Regions from separate parts of the Homo sapiens genome. Here region 2 is linked to region 1. A link is a contact called in ENCODE Hi-C or POLR2A ChIA-PET data. All regions are on one chromosome and are shown on one strand. The core of a region is the stretch at or near the end of the contact, and the rest is flanking DNA. Distances in the headings are between cores, read along the strand shown. Region 1 overlaps NFATC2 (nuclear factor of activated T cells 2). Region 2 overlaps NFATC2 (nuclear factor of activated T cells 2).

Region 1 (7,354 bases), core at 2,886-5,385:
CTCCCAAAGTGCTGGGATTACAGGCCTGAGCCACCACGCCCAGCTGTGATTTCTATTTTAATATTCATTTAGCACACAGCCTAGCACATAGTAGGTGCTAATCAATACTTGAAGGCAGAATGAAGGAAGAAAGAAGATGAGAGGGACAGGACAGGGAAGAGGTGTAGAGAAATGAAGTTATTAATCATCTGCTGTGTGTCAAGTACGTTCTGTATTGTGGCTGAATCAGTATGAGAAGAGGCTGGAAAAACTGTAGCATGGAGAAGTGAGCTTGCCTGTGGCCATCCAGCTAGTGAGGGGCAAGCCAGTGGTAACATTGCATCCCACTGAGCCTCGGGGCATCAAGCCTTAACTACATATTGAGTGATAGATTAATTTGGGCCAGAAACCCAAAGGGTGGCATCATCTCATTATAAATCAGAGACCAACTCAAGGGCCTCCAGGGGGCTGTGGGCACCTGCCCACCCCACTCCTCATCCCCCCACCCCCCGGCACTAGATTGTCTCCTTCAAGATCCTGTAGTGGTAAATCTTGGATGAAACTGGAGCATTGGGCAGAGAGCAGGTTGGCCAGGCCTTTGTCAGCCTCTGCTCTCGAAGGCAAGTGACCAAGAAGCCCTATTTCAGAAGTGCCAGAAAGCTGCATGATGGGGAGAAGCAGTTTAGAGTGGCGGTTAGGAATGTGGGCTTTGGAGCAGGTAGCTTGGGTTCAAATCCTGCCTCTGCCACTTACTGGCTGCTTAGTCCTGGGGAGATTACTTAAACACTCTGTGCCTCGCTTTCCCTATCTGTAAAATGGGGAGAATAATAGTACCTCCCTCAGGGTGGCGGTTAAATGCGTGTGTGTCTCACACAGTAAGTGCCAGACGTGATCCCACAGGGTAACTCAAGTGCCTCCTTTGTGGTGGCCTTTGTGGTGGCCCAGTGTGGACGGATCTCATTGTCTTGCCTGCAGCCCTCCCGTAGTTCTGTAAAGCAGGCTTTACGTACCTCTGGCTGCCACCCTGTCACTGCAGGAGTCTGAAACCCAGGCAGCAGTAGGCCGGTGTGAGAGGAGAGTCGAGCAGACAGCCTGCAACATACCCTGCTGCTGGGAAGGAACCCCAATAGTTATCTGGCCCAGTGGGGTGGGCCACCTGATGAGTGAGTGGAGGAAAGTTGTTTTTTTTTGGAGAGCCCAGGATTGGGGTGGCTTCTTTGCTGATTGAAATAGTTACCTACCCGGCCCTTTACTGGGCTACTTATGAGGGAGCTGGGAAGGCAGAGTGCCCTTCTGAACACCTACGATGTACCCACAGATGCACTGAGGTTAACTCATTTCCATCCTCATCATAACCTCAGAAGGCCCATCTTAAACGTTTGCTCAGTTCATTTGTTCGAAGCATTTGATAATATGCCAGTGATGGAGGCACAGAAAAGCACCCTTGCAGGGTGTGGGCGCCTGCAGGCTGAGGCTCCGAAGGATGAGTGACTTGCTGCAGTCCCACGGCTGGCAAGGCAGGGGCAGAGCTGGGGTTAAAGCCATCTTCTTTTCTCTGTCCCGGCTGCCTGGGTTCCTCAGTGATCCAGAGCTCATCAGGTTTTGGACTGAGAATATTCTGAAGAGGGTGCCTGTTAGTACATTGGAATGGTAGAGTAATGATCTGATGGGAGGAGAGACAGCAGCTCCTACTCTCCCTGATGTCCTGTGGAGTGGATGAGATAGGAAAGTCTCACAGGAGGGGCCGTGCTGCTGCATTTCTCCATATGAGAAAGCTGAAGCTGAGGCCCCCCGCCACCGAGGCCCACAGCTACAACTTTGTCACTCACTGTGTGTCTCATGCATTTGCACACATCATACCCCACTCCCTTGCTGTGGACCTCAGTGGTTCCCTCAAAGAGGTGAGCCCCACACTAGGGGAGATTTTGGTTCCCCTCCACTCTCCCACTTCCCAGGGAAGACCCAGGGAACAGCCAGAGTGGAGGCTGAGGGGCCTGTCTGCTGGCCCTGCTCACAGCCTCTCCCGGGAGATGCCTGAGTCGGCAGCACATTCTGGGCCAAGCCAGGCCCAGCCAGACCAGGCTCACAGCCAAGGATGGGGCCTGATACAGAGACAAGAAGGGCTGACAGCAGCTGGAGCGCCAAGGCCAGGGTTGCTCAGTGCTCGGGCCAGAACGATGACCAATGGGAGGAACCTTCTTGCCTGGGCTGGCCGGTGTCTTTCCCACGAAGTCCTCCGTTTCACTGCAGAGGGTCCCATGGGGTAGCGGAATCCCCCAGTGTAGGTCCAAATTCTGCTTGTCCATTTGCTGTGAGCTCCCAAGCTTATTCCTTCTCCTCTGGGAGGATCAATGTCTTCTACTCTAAAACGGGAGTGATTCCTGCTTTGTGGTCTCATGAAGTTTAGCAATAAAAATAAACACAACTAACATTCACTGAGTCCTGATGAGATGCCACGCAGGCCCATGGATTAGCTCATTTAATCTGCAGGCAGCCCAGTGAGGTTAGTGCTGTGATATTCCCATTTTATAGATGAAAAACAGAGGCAAAGAAATTAAGTGTCTTGCTCAAAGTCCCAAAATTAGAATGTTACTTTTACGTGTGAACCCTAAATTGCTTCTTGGTGTGGGCGTTTTATAATATTTTTAAAAATGTGTATATGTTGTGCCTGCAATCTGTAGTCTTTATAGCATTTGTAATTGTCTGCTATTTATTTTTAGTTTTTTGAGACAGAGTCTCGCTCTGTCATCCAGGCTGGAGTGCAGTGGCGCGATCTCGACTCACTGCAACTTCTGCCTACCGGGTTCAAGCAGTTCTCCTGCCTCAGCCTCCCAAGTAGCTGGGATTACAGGTGCGTGCCATCATGCCCAGCTATTTTTTTTTTTTTTTTTGTATTATTAGCAGAGATGGGGTTTCATCATGTTGGCCAGGCTGGTCTCAAACTCCTGACCTCAGGTGATCTGCCAGCCTCAGCCTCCCAAAGTGCTGGGATTACAGGCATAAGTCACCCTGCCCGGCCTGTTATTTCTTAAATTTAAATTTATTTTTATTGTTGAAACAGAGTCTTGCTGTGTCACCCAGGCTTGAGGGCAGTGGTGCAATCTCAACTCACTGCAACCGCCACCTCCCAGGTCAAGCAATTCTCTTGCCTCAGCCTCCCAAGTAGCTGGGATTCCAGGCACGTACCACCACGCCCAGCTAACTTTTTTTGTAGTTTTAGTGGAGATGGGGTTTCACCACCTTGGCCAGGCTGGTCTCGAAGTTCTGACCTCAAGTGATCTGCCCACCTTGGCCTCCCAAAGTGCTGGGATTACAGGGGTGAGCCACCACACCCAGCCTGTCCGCTGTTATTAACAGAAACTGCCCTCTCTGTAGGAGCGAATTTCTCTAACCAGTCTCTCCTGAGGTTCTTGGATAGATCGTAATTCTTGGCCACCCGGCTTGACGGCGAATTTCAGATAGTCAGGCAATAACTTCCCATTTCCAGGCCTACTTGGGCGATGTGGGGGAACCCTGTGCCGGTGTCAGTTTTCTTCGCTGAACCTTTGCGGTGGCTGCTGCTGTGCTGCAGGTGGGCACAGTTGCAAGACAAAGTCAACACCCAAACTGGTTAAACCAACAGCGTCCTGTTGATTCAGAGCTCATAAAATACAAGAGCCCCCCCAAGCCACTTTATGACGTGCCAGAATCCAGGGGCAGGAGGGAAGCCTGGGGAAGTCACTTTGCAGGGGCCACCTTGAAGCTTAAGCTGGAGCAGAGGTCAAGACTTCACCCGCAGGCCTGAGCCAGGCCCTCAAAGATGACTTTAAAAGCAAGGTGCCTGGTTTGGTTGGAAAACTGCAGGCTGTGCGGTTTGGATTGTCTGCAGTCTCAGAAATGAATGGGAGAAAGGGGGGCTGATGAGGAGGGTGGGTGCAAGCCTGGGAGGCCCACTGGGCTTCCTTAGAGCCTCCCACCCACCCTGGACCTGTCACCCCAATTAGCAGCCATAGGTGATGGAGGTTGCATCAGAGAGCAATAGAGAAGTAGAGCTCAGGAGGGTAATTTGGGCTGCTGTGCGCTGGCTTCAGTTCCTCTTTCAAAAGCTAATTGCTTTGCCTCTGGGTTCTCTGAGGACTGGGGCCTGCCCTGGAGGAGTTCCCCGTCCTCAGGTGGCCTCTTAAGTGTGGAACTTGGCTCTTAAGCAAACGTGCGTGACAAGTCACCCGGAAAGATTGTTAAAATGCAAATGTCTGGCCTCTGCCCGAGAGATTGGGGCACAGAGGGTGAGGGATGTGGCCTGGGTATCTGCATTTTTATCTAGCACCTTCTGACCCTGCGTTGCTGGGGGAAGATTCTGCTACAGGTGACCTGAGAGCCACACTTTGAGAAACACTGGCAACTGGGGTCAAGAAACCTGGGCCAGGCGTAGTGGCTCATGCCTATGATCCCAGCACTTTGGGAGGGCGAGGCGTGCGGATCGCCTGAGCTCAGGTGTTTGAGATCAGCCTAGGCAACATGGCAACATCCAGTCTCTATTAAAAAAAAAAAAAGAAGAAGAAACCTGGGTTATGGCTCAGGATTCACCGAGAACAGCAGTGACCACAGAGGTGACCTGTGTACACACATGCATATGTTTGGTACATATATGCTAAAATATATAAGACAACAATGTCTATGGCTGGCACATACAGCCTCTCAGAAGCTACAGCTTTTAGTGTTGCTAACCTTGCTGACCCATGTTTATTAAGCCAGACACGCTTTTGATGAACTTGTTTAATCCTCGTAATGACCTGTGAAGTGGGACTGTTAACAGCCCCATTTTACAGATGGGGAGACTGAGGCTCAGAGCTGTGAAAACCCCTACAAGGATCAACCAGGGGGGTGTCCAACACTATAGCCTTAACCAAGAGCACGTGCTGCCCTTCACTGAAGCTGAGCTCTGAGCATCTGTCCTCTCCTCTCTAGATGGGAGTGATAGTGTCTTCCTTGCTGTAGGGCTATGATTTAAGGGTTTAAACAAATAAAGTGTTGTGAAAATAACTTAGCAAGAAAAAGAGGGGCATTTTTGAAAGTCAACGATAGCAAAGACCATCATGTCTTGAGTTGTTACTGTGTGCTAAGCATGGGCTGTTTTGTCTTATATAGGATATTTTCTCCTATTGTGGTAAAATACACATAAAATTTACCATTTTAGCTATTTTCAAGTATGCAATTCAGTACATGAAGTACATTCACAATATTGTGCAACTACCACTACTCTGTAGTTGCAGAACTTTTTTTTGTTTTGTTTTGTTTCTTTGTTTGTTTTTTTGAGATGAAGTCTTGCTTTATTGCCCAGCCTGGAGTGTAGTAGCGTGATCTCGGCTCACTGCAACATCCGCCTCCTGGGTTCAAGCGATTCTCCCACCTCAGCCACCCAAGTAGCCGGGATTACAGGTACATGCTACCAGGCCCGGCCAATTTTTGTAGTTTTTAGTAGAGATGGGGTTTCACCATATTGGTCAGGCTGGTCTCGAACTTCTGACCTCAGGTGATCCACCTGCCTCGGCCTCCCAAAGTGCTGGGATTACAGGCCTGAGCCACTGCGCCCAGCCAAACTTTATCATTTTTGCTGAGGAAACTGAGGCACAGAGAGCTGCCACTCGAAGGCCACACAGCTAGTAAACTATGAAGACAGAACTTGGACCCGGACAGAGTGACATCAGGCTGAGAAAACCCCATCTGGCCTGCAGAACTTTTTTTTATCACCAGAAAAAGAAACGCCTCACGTATTAGCAGGCACTGCCCAATTTCCACCCCCCAGTGAGCCCCGATCTGCTCTCCGTCTCTCTGCGTTTGCCTGTTCTGGCCGATTGATATAAATGGGATCCTATGCCATTTGTCCTTTTGTGTCTGGCTCCTTTCACTTCACTTAATGGTTTCAAGGTCCACCCATGTCATGGCATGGAACCAGCACTTCATTCCTTTTCATGACTGAGTAATATTCTGCATGGATAGACCACGCTTTGTTTATCTGTGTATCCATGCATGACCATTTGGGTTGATATTTGATATTTTACCATCTATGTACTGACTGCGTCCATATAGTCATATGCAGGGTCTTGTACTGCTTGAAGCAGACCCGTGAGGGCAGGTACTGTTGTGACCTTACAGAGGAGGCATCTGTGACTTAGGTGAAGTGACTTGCCCAGGGTCACAGAGCAGGGATGGCAGATGCAGGACTCAAAACCATGGCTTTCTGACCCCGGAGCCCAAGCAGCAGTTAATGATGTATTCTCTTGCAGCTCCCAGGGCCCTGTATTACCCTGCAGTGATGGTACCACAGATAAAACCTGGCTGTGGCCTCTTGTAATCATTTGAAGATTTTTTTTTGTTTTTGAGAGGAGTCTCGCTCTGTCGCCAGGCTGGAGTGCAGGGGCGTGATCTCTGCTCACTGTAACCTCCGCCTCCCCGGTTCAAGCAATTCTCCTGCCTCAGCCTCCCGAGTAGCTGGGACTACAGACACATGCCACCACCACGCCCAGATAATTTCTTTTTTTTTTTTTTTGGAGTTTTAGTAGAGACGGGGTTTCACCATGTTGGCCAGGATGATCTTGATTTCCTGACCTTGTGATCCGCCTGCCTCAGCCTCCCAAAGTGCTAGGATTACAGGCGTGAGCCACCGCACCTGGCTTGAAGATTTTTTTTTTTTTAAGATAAAAACAATGCTGGGGTCCTGACCCTCAGACCATTTAAGTCAGAATCTCTAGAACAGCTGTTCTCAACCAGGGATGATTTTGCACCCCTCTTCCCCAGGGGATATCCAGCCTTGTCTGGAGACAATCTTGGTTGTCACAGCTGGGGGGTAGGGTGCTCCTGGCATCTGATAGGTAGAACCCAAGGATGCTGCTAAACATTGTACAATGCCCAGGACACCCCCAGGACACCCCCTGCCTGCTGACAACAAAGAATTACCCAGCTCCAAATGGCAATAGTGTCAAGGTTGAGAAACCTTGCTTTAGAATTGGGCCCTGGGCTAGACACAGTGGCTCGTGCCTATAATCCCAACACTTCGGGAGGCCGAGGCAGGCAGATCGCTTGAGCCCAGGAGTTCAAGACAAGCCTGAGTAACATGGCAAAACCCTGCCTCTACAAAAATAAGCAGGATGTGGTGGCACACACCTGTAATGCCAGCTACTCGGGAGGCTGAGGTGGGAGGATCACTTGAGCCCAGGAGGCAGAGGCTGCAGTGAGCCGTGATGCCACCACTGTACTCCTGCCTGGGTGACAGAGCAAGACCATGTCTCAAAAAAAAAAAAAAAAAGGACGAGGAGGGCCTGGGTGTCAGTATTTTTAACTTCCCATTCCCATTCTAATTGGCCAGGGCTGAACAGAGCTTCTCAAACTTGATAGT
Region 2 (7,354 bases), core at 3,336-5,835, 37 kb after region 1:
TGATTTCAAGGGAGTCTGTCGCACACGGCACATATTTGGCTGCACGGGGCCCGTGCTAAACCCCAGCGTGCTGTGCTGCCTGTGCGTGGGCATTTCTGGTCTGTCATTTATTTCCCTTGGGATTTTGCCAAAGTGGGCTTTCCTTGGAAACTTTGTAAGAGCTGGGCTTATGCGTTTTGAGGGTTGAGGGAAGGTTCTGTGGCTGGAAAAGGAAGCAGTCACCAGTGGACACACAGGTCCTCCCTCCCCCGCACAAGTGCAAACAAACCATCTTTGAAGCTGATCCCGCCCCTGCCCTGGGGTCCAGGGAAGCCCCCGGCTCTGAGTTATCGTTTCCTGCACCTTGGCCAGTGATCCCAGCGTCGCGTCTGGGCATTCCACCCCGCTCCCTCATGGGGCATCTGTGCTTTATCTCAGCCCTTCCCGCCTGCATTCCTGCACACAGACGCCGGCTGGCTTGGCCCCGTTTGTTCTTGGAACACCAAGGCGCTCCTTCTGCTTTCTCCACTCCGAGTACTTGAGACGTTTTCAAGAAGTCTCTTTGGAAAAGCAAAATAAGTAATATTCCAGGGCCCAAGGCATGCACTCCCCTGAGCCCCGTGTTTCTCCACCCACCCCAATTCAGGCACTTTCTTACAGCTCTTCAGAAACATATGGTTCATACACCGTCACTTGCGTTCTCTCTGCTGTCATCCCCCTTCCGTGACTAGTCCCTTGTTCTAAGGCCCCAAATTGTACCTGGGGAACACCAGCAGCTCCTAGCAGTAGCTGCTTCTGGGACCTCATTCTTCCCTACCTTTCTCCCCTATTCCTCTGTCCTCCCCAACCCTCCCTGTCCTTAACCCTTCCTTCTTCCCTCTCTCCCTTCCTCTGTGTCCTTGACCCTTGACTTCTCTGTCCTTGACCCTCCTTCCCTCTCACCCACTAGTATTTTCTGGCTGTCTACTCTGTGCTGGACACTGTTCTGGGACTTAGGGATCCACTAAGTGAACAAATGAAATGAAATCTTTGCTCTCACGGTGATTGTTTAGTAGGTAAGCGAGACAGACATTAGCATGGAAGGCAGTAAGTAAGCAAGCGAAATTCAGACAGCAATGAAAGCCACAGGGAAAATTCCACGGGGTTAGGAGCGAGAGGGTGGCTGCCTGGTTTGGGGGTGAGGTTGGCCCCTGCAGATGAGTGTACAGAAAGGCCACTCTGAAGAGGCGGCCTTTGGGGATGGACGCAGACCTGGGGAGGTCTGAGGGAAGAGTGTTTCAGGGAGAGGGAACGCAGGTGGCGGAGGCCGTGAACTCGGAGACGTGGGCTTGCTCCCGCAGGCTTTCAGCAGCAGTGCAGCGTGGTTTGATTTACTGTTTGAGAAGATCACTCTGGCTGCCTTTGCGAAATGGACTATAGGGAGTCAAGGGTTGAAAAAAGGGGGATGTGTGAATTGAAAACGAATCCCGTGACAGGAGCATGATGGAAGGCGGTGCATTTCACAGGGAGTGTGCCCCGCAGGCCCTGTCATGAGCGCGGTTACTTAAAATGCAACTGGAATTGCCCAAATGTGATCAATACACAGGTAATTCTCAGCTTCCCTTGCATAAAATGAGGGGCGGCTGCACTTTTTACCACTCAGGACGCAAGCAAGCGGGAGAGGCGCTGGGGAAAGTGGACTCAGAGGTGACTTTTACTAGCGCTCTGTGGTGCATTCTAGGAGCTGTGCTGACTCCACAGCTGAACTGGGGGTGCAGAGGTCATCGGGCCATCTCACCACCAAACCCACCACAGGTTTTGAAGTAGAGAGCTTACTACAGCTGCCCAGAGACTCAGCCACAGATGAGAGAACATGGGGGCAGGGGTGTGGCCTGGGACTCAAAGGAGATGTTTTACCCCGTTCTGGAAACGTCCAGAAAAGAAAGGATGTGGTCTCGGTGATGGCTGCAGCCCCTGCAGTGACTTGTGAGGATAGCAGCTTGTGTGTGTGAGAGAGAGTATATTGATGTGTGCAGGGAGGGCACAAATCAGTCTGCTTATTCTTAAATCTACTTCTGCCCTGTTCTTCATGTAAAGTGCTTAATTATGTGCACATTCAGAAATCAGTAGTGCATTCTGTATATTTCACAAGCGGGCCACCCACAGAATTGCCACCTGGATTATGACAGTCTTGTTGGCACCCCAGAAGCCCCCAGATGTCCCTTTCCCTTCTACAAAAGTGACCACCATCCTGCCTTCTAACTCCAGAGATTCATGTTGCCTTTTTATACAAACAAAAGTCAGATTTCATGACTCTTTTGTGTCTTGAGTGTCAGCTCCATCACTGACTCTGACCTCAGGCAAGTTACTTGCTGCCTTGTGCCTTCATGTCCCCATCTGTAGAATGAGACAGTCACAGTTCCTCCCTTCAAAGGCTGTGCTGAGGATGATGAGTTAGTGCATGTCAATAAAAGGGATCTTCCATAAATGTGATCTGCTGTTTTGTTTATGATTTTTTTTTTTTTGAGACAAAGTCTCGCTCTGTTGCCCAGGCTGGAGTGCAGTGGCATGATCTTGGCTCGCTGCAACCTCTGCCTCCTGGGTTCAAGTGATTCTTCTGCCTCAGCCTCCCAAGTAGCTGGGACTACAGGTGCCTGCCAGCACGCCTGGCTAATTTTTGTATTTTCAGTAGAGACATGGTTTCGCCATAGTGGCCAGCTGGTCTCGAACTCCTGACCTCAGGTGATCCATTCCCCTCGGCCTCCCAAAGTGCTGGGATTATAGCTGTGACCCACCATGCCCAGCCTTGTTTATGAATTTAATTGCCTTGATTTCTTGTAGGACATGGTTCAAATTTTAAAAATCTATTTGTGTAGGAGAAAAAATGGGCTACTCTGATCTTTGGAGATGGGCTTCCTCACCCTCATGCCCTGCTTCTTCCATGGGATAGATGAGTGGACGTAGCCCCAGAGCACTGCCCAAGGCTCCCTCCCCCCGCTTCCTCCAGGGGACCTCAGGATGTGTATCTGCATGAGGGAGATGATGTCCTCGCCGGGGGCTGCTGAGAACTCCAGTGAGTGTATCCCCTGCCATGGCTCCCTGGAGGAGTGTGGACCAGTGGCCCAGGTTTTGCCAGTTGTGCCTCTGGCAGAGGGGCCATGGATGTGCTTTGAAAAGGCTCTACGCAGAAGCTGGGTGCACCAATGCGTGAGAAACAGGCGGGGGAGGAATGAACAGAGAGACCCACCCTCCAAAGCTCAGGAAGCAGGGAAAGGAACCCAGCGATGGAAAAGTGTTTTGTAACTGGCCTGCTTTGTTCAGCAGTTCAGGGATCTTTCACTAGGGCCCCTCAGTGCCCACGGCAAGCCTGGGACAAAGCGGCTCCTGTGTGGGGAGGCGTGCAAAGCCCACGCGGAGCCTGGTCACCGCAGAGCCCTGCCGTGAGCCCGGCAGCCACGATGACCCCGGCAGGGCTGGGCCTCCTGGTGCCGACAGAGGGTGAGACACAGGGAGTCTCTGTGCTGATGAGAACTGAGCCAGGCAGTTGCCCAGCCAAGTGGCCCAGAGGCTGTGGGCACCTGGAGAGCCCGGTCTGAGTATCTCAGCGTAGGCCTTGCTGGTACACCAGTAACCACCAGAAACCGCCAGCAGCAGGTTTAACTCACATGGCCACCTGGAGCCGACACCAATAAAAGGCCAGGCCCCCGTTGGGAGGGCTTTTGCCAGCGTCCTTTTTTTGCCTTCATTTAAAAATGTATCTTTATATAGGTAATATGTTCCTATGTTTAGGAAAAATATATAAAAAAGACATCCAGCAGAAGATGTCTTCCCCCTTCTGGTCTGCTCTCTAATACTGGTTTTTCTCTAGCCTCCTAGAACATTATTTCTCAACCTTTGTTTCATTATTACCAACCCCCCACCCCCAGCCAGGAGCCTTTTAAGACAATTTTTTTCCTAATCTCCATGCCATGAAATGTCAGTGCTATAGACACACAATGTGTCTGTTCATGTACCATAGCCCTTTGCAGGGCCACAAAGCATTGTCATATGGAAGATTTTTTTCAACACCCCTCCCGCAGAGAACCAATTTTTACCCCCGTGGAAGCAACGTCATCCACCTTGAGGATGAATGCTTTAGGGTTTTTTTTTTTTTAATGTAATCCCGAGCATATGCAAATACACATGTATTCTTATTTTCCCCTTTTCTACAAAAGGTGGTAAAACGTACACACAGGTCCCCCATGGGTGGAAACTTCCGTATCACTTGCTGTTACCCACAGTGCTGACGATTTGTCCTGTACCTGTCATTTGGTCAATGGGGACCCATTCTCAGGAATTGGATGGTTGGTCTGAAGGCCCAGCCTCAGTTCTAGGATTTGTCTGGCAAAGAGTTGCTGTGGTTGTCCTGCCTGGCTCTCAGTCTGGCCTCATCACTGCCCTCTTTTGTAACTTTGGCCAAGTCACTTATAATGGTGCCCGACTCTCTGGGTTACCGTAAGAATGAAAATGGGGGCGTCCTGTAAAGCTCTTTGCCCAGTACCAGACGCGCACGGTGAGGGTTCAGTAGTTGCTGATCACTCTTCTTCCCCTAACCGCAGTGACATTTTCCTCCTCCTCCTCTTCCTTGTCAGTTGTGAGCTATAGGGGCAGGGGCAGAGCTAGGCTCTGACGAAGAGCCAGGAGGCTGACTCTTGGCCTGAATTCTCAAGTATGTTGTCAGGCTACCTCTGTAAATTCAGCAAAGGTTCAGCAAAGGATAGTTTGAGTCTTGAAAATGTCAAAGTCCAGAAAACTGTGGTTGCCTACAGAGGAGCCCACAGAATCTGCAAGAGTTGCTGTTGGAAGATCATTGAATTGAGCTGGTAGCCGTTCTCTGTCCCTCTCCTGGGTGCCTAAACGATATGCAGGTATCTGTCCCTGGGGCATCTCTCGTTTCCCTCTCTTGTTTCCCCTCCCTTTCTAAGAATGTCAGATTTCAAGCTGTGCCACTTAGCTGTCCTTTCATCCCGAATGATGTGGACTCTGCATTTCTGGCTTATGTAAGAGAGCTACGTTCCAGCCGACTCCAGACCCAGAAACGCTCAGTGATCTTTTTGAAATTCTGCAAAGCAAGTGTTTCCAAAGGAATGTGCACTTGCATTTGGAGGTCAGAAGCCACCAAACCACAAGAAAGTCCCTTCCCAGACTTGCTGTCCACGCAGCCCTCATTCCAGAGCAGCATCTTTCCTACCAAAAGCAGACAGCTCCTAAAAAAGAGGACCAAGTGAGAGGCAGCATCCAGTGTCATTCGTGGGCTCCCAGTCATCTGCTGGAACCAGCACTTTTAATTGTTCTGAATTGTTTATGCTACATTTAATTTCCAAATGAGGCTATTCTCTTGTGGTAACAGGTGAATATCCTTGTGAAAGAGTGAGGTGCTCCTTTAAGCAAGATTTATGGGTAGGTCAGCATCATAACCAATTTTAAAGGCCCTCCTTTGTAGTTTCATTCTTACTAGAACACAGGGCAGAAGGGCTAAGACTCACTTCCCTGCTCTGTGGGTGTGCTATGCTGGATGTACCATGCCAGCTACCTCACTCATTTCAGGATGATGCCGCCACTCAGGTGATGGTTTTCAGCAGCATAACTTGTGGGGCTGGAAACTGCAATGGATTTTCCCTGATTCCAGCCACAACCCAAGATAATCCTTTTTTTTTTTTTTTTTTTTTTTTGAGAGAGGGTCTCTCACTCTGTCACCCAGGCTGCAGTGCAGTGGTGCCCCCATAGCTCACTGCAGCCTTAACCTCCCAGGCTCAAGCAATCTGCCTGCCTCAGTCTTCTCAGTAGCTGGGACTATAGGCACATGCCACCATGCCTGGCTCAACTTTTTATTTTTTATAGAGACACAGGGTCTTGCTATGTTGCCCAGTCTGGTCTCGAACTCCTGGGCTCAAGTGATCCTCTCGCCTCAGCCTCCCAAAAAGCTGGGATTATAAGCGTGAGCCACTGTGCCCAGCCAGAATATCATAATGTTAAAAAATCTACATAACTTTCTAATATCAGCGCTAGCTGTAGTCTGTTTCTCTCTAGAAATGTAGAACTTGAAAAAGAATTTGGTTACTTTAGTCTATGAATTGGGTGGCAGTTACTCAACTCATTTCATACACTAGATTATTCTCTGTGCTCCTTCCCTTCCCACCCTTGATAAACCCATTTTGGATCAAGGGCAAAGCTTTGTTTTCCCAGGGGAAAACCCACAAAGAACAAATGAAAGCCCCCTGCCCTGAAGTAGCTGTGGTTGCCAGTCATTCCTAGACTTGAGATTTGGGTGTGTTTTGGTGTGTGCTGCCTTCAAGTAACATTCTGGACTCTCTTTTTGCTCTGAACCAGTTCAACTTTGTTTTAGCACCAATTTTCCTTTAGTTTCCACCCTTTCAGAAAAAAAAAAAAAAAAGAGGGGTTTTCTTCCTGGGGAATGATGAAACCATTTATTTGGCTCTTCTCTGCTGCATTTTTGACACCTCTTTAATTTTTTATGGATCCAGGGATCTGGTCAAGTTGTGCCTGTGAATAGACGCAGGGCTGGGGCCTGTTTTGCCCATCCAGAGTGTCAAGAATCTTTCTCTAGATGAAGTCAAAGACAAACTGAGGGCTGAATTTGAAGGAGTCCGTTCTGGTCCTCAGCAACAAATTCTGCTGCTCTCAGGTTTGGGGATGACATCTGTCTCATCCCTTTAAACAGTCATAAAATCAGATCTCTGGCAAGGCAGCCGAAGTGGATTCTCTGGTCATTTTATGATGAGCCTTGAGCACCCCAACTTGGTTTTATGGCAGGACTGTCTGTTGCGAGCAGTTTGGACTTAAGTCCCAGGCTGTCTGCAAACCAACAAATAGGTTTCATCTGAAGCCTGTTAGTTCCACTATCCCAGGAAAGCTGAAAGGACACTCCCTCGTTGTTAATTTCCAAAACTCTGGGCAAAGTAGAGGTTCTGTTGCATAAGCTGATGACGTGGAGGACGCCTTTGAAATGTTCCGCAGCCGGTTCTTATAGATTTCTGGAAGTTGATGGTGTCTTTTGAATTCTCAGCTTTATTAAATGCCCAAAAAAGAATTGACCCAAACTTGATGAAAGCACCCTCTCCCCAACTGGATTGAGTTGTGGTCTGCTTCAGCACTTGGAAAAGGAGCGGCCAACTGGTGCTCCATGGGCTGCATTTCGCCCGCAGATATTTTGTTTGGCCCACACGGTATTTGAAAAAATATTTTGATTAGATGCCAGTGTTGAAAAACCGGGGATTGCACATAAAAATAGGGATTTCTGACTTTGCTTAGAAAATCCAAGGATCTAGCCACCTTGGGCCCCACCTCCTGCATGGCAGCTACTGGGAGTCAAAACCAAGGCTGGCCCTGAGCAGAG

What was found. A loop is a pair of places that touch in the nucleus more often than their neighbours do. ChIA-PET counts read pairs that join two places held with the same protein, here RNA polymerase II (POLR2A). Pooled maps may share reads with other maps.
Region 2: a loop to region 1 is called in a map with no recorded cell type, with 2.8 times the contacts of the local background. The contact joins two enhancer-like sites. A Hi-C loop is called at or near these places in 4 of 168 maps with a recorded cell type or tissue (B cell, CD8-positive, alpha-beta T cell, Right ventricle myocardium inferior and 1 more), 10 of 37 single-sample maps with no recorded cell type and 12 of 50 pooled maps. POLR2A ChIA-PET finds 5 or more read pairs at or near these places in 11 of 52 experiments (A549, B cell, GM12878 and 8 more).

The regions. Positions count from the first base shown.
Region 1 is chr20:51,457,797-51,465,150 of GRCh38, reverse strand. The region is part of intron 5 of NFATC2 (nuclear factor of activated T cells 2); the gene reads left to right. Among named protein-coding and RNA genes, the nearest start is that of MIR3194, 8.5 kb to the right of the region's middle. RefSeq lists an enhancer at 1,589-2,549. Within about 2 kb of position 4,135, at least 4 of the 41 ENCODE cell types and tissues checked have a DNase peak (open chromatin) inside an H3K27ac peak, as active enhancers do; they include B cell, where a contact is called at or near this core.
Region 2 is chr20:51,421,607-51,428,960 of GRCh38, reverse strand. The region is part of intron 9 of NFATC2 (nuclear factor of activated T cells 2); the gene reads left to right. Among named protein-coding and RNA genes, the nearest start is that of MIR3194, 28 kb to the left of the region's middle. RefSeq lists enhancers at 3,327-3,376, 3,369-3,961, 4,848-5,680. Within about 2 kb of position 4,585, at least 6 of the 41 ENCODE cell types and tissues checked have a DNase peak (open chromatin) inside an H3K27ac peak, as active enhancers do; they include B cell, where a contact is called at or near this core.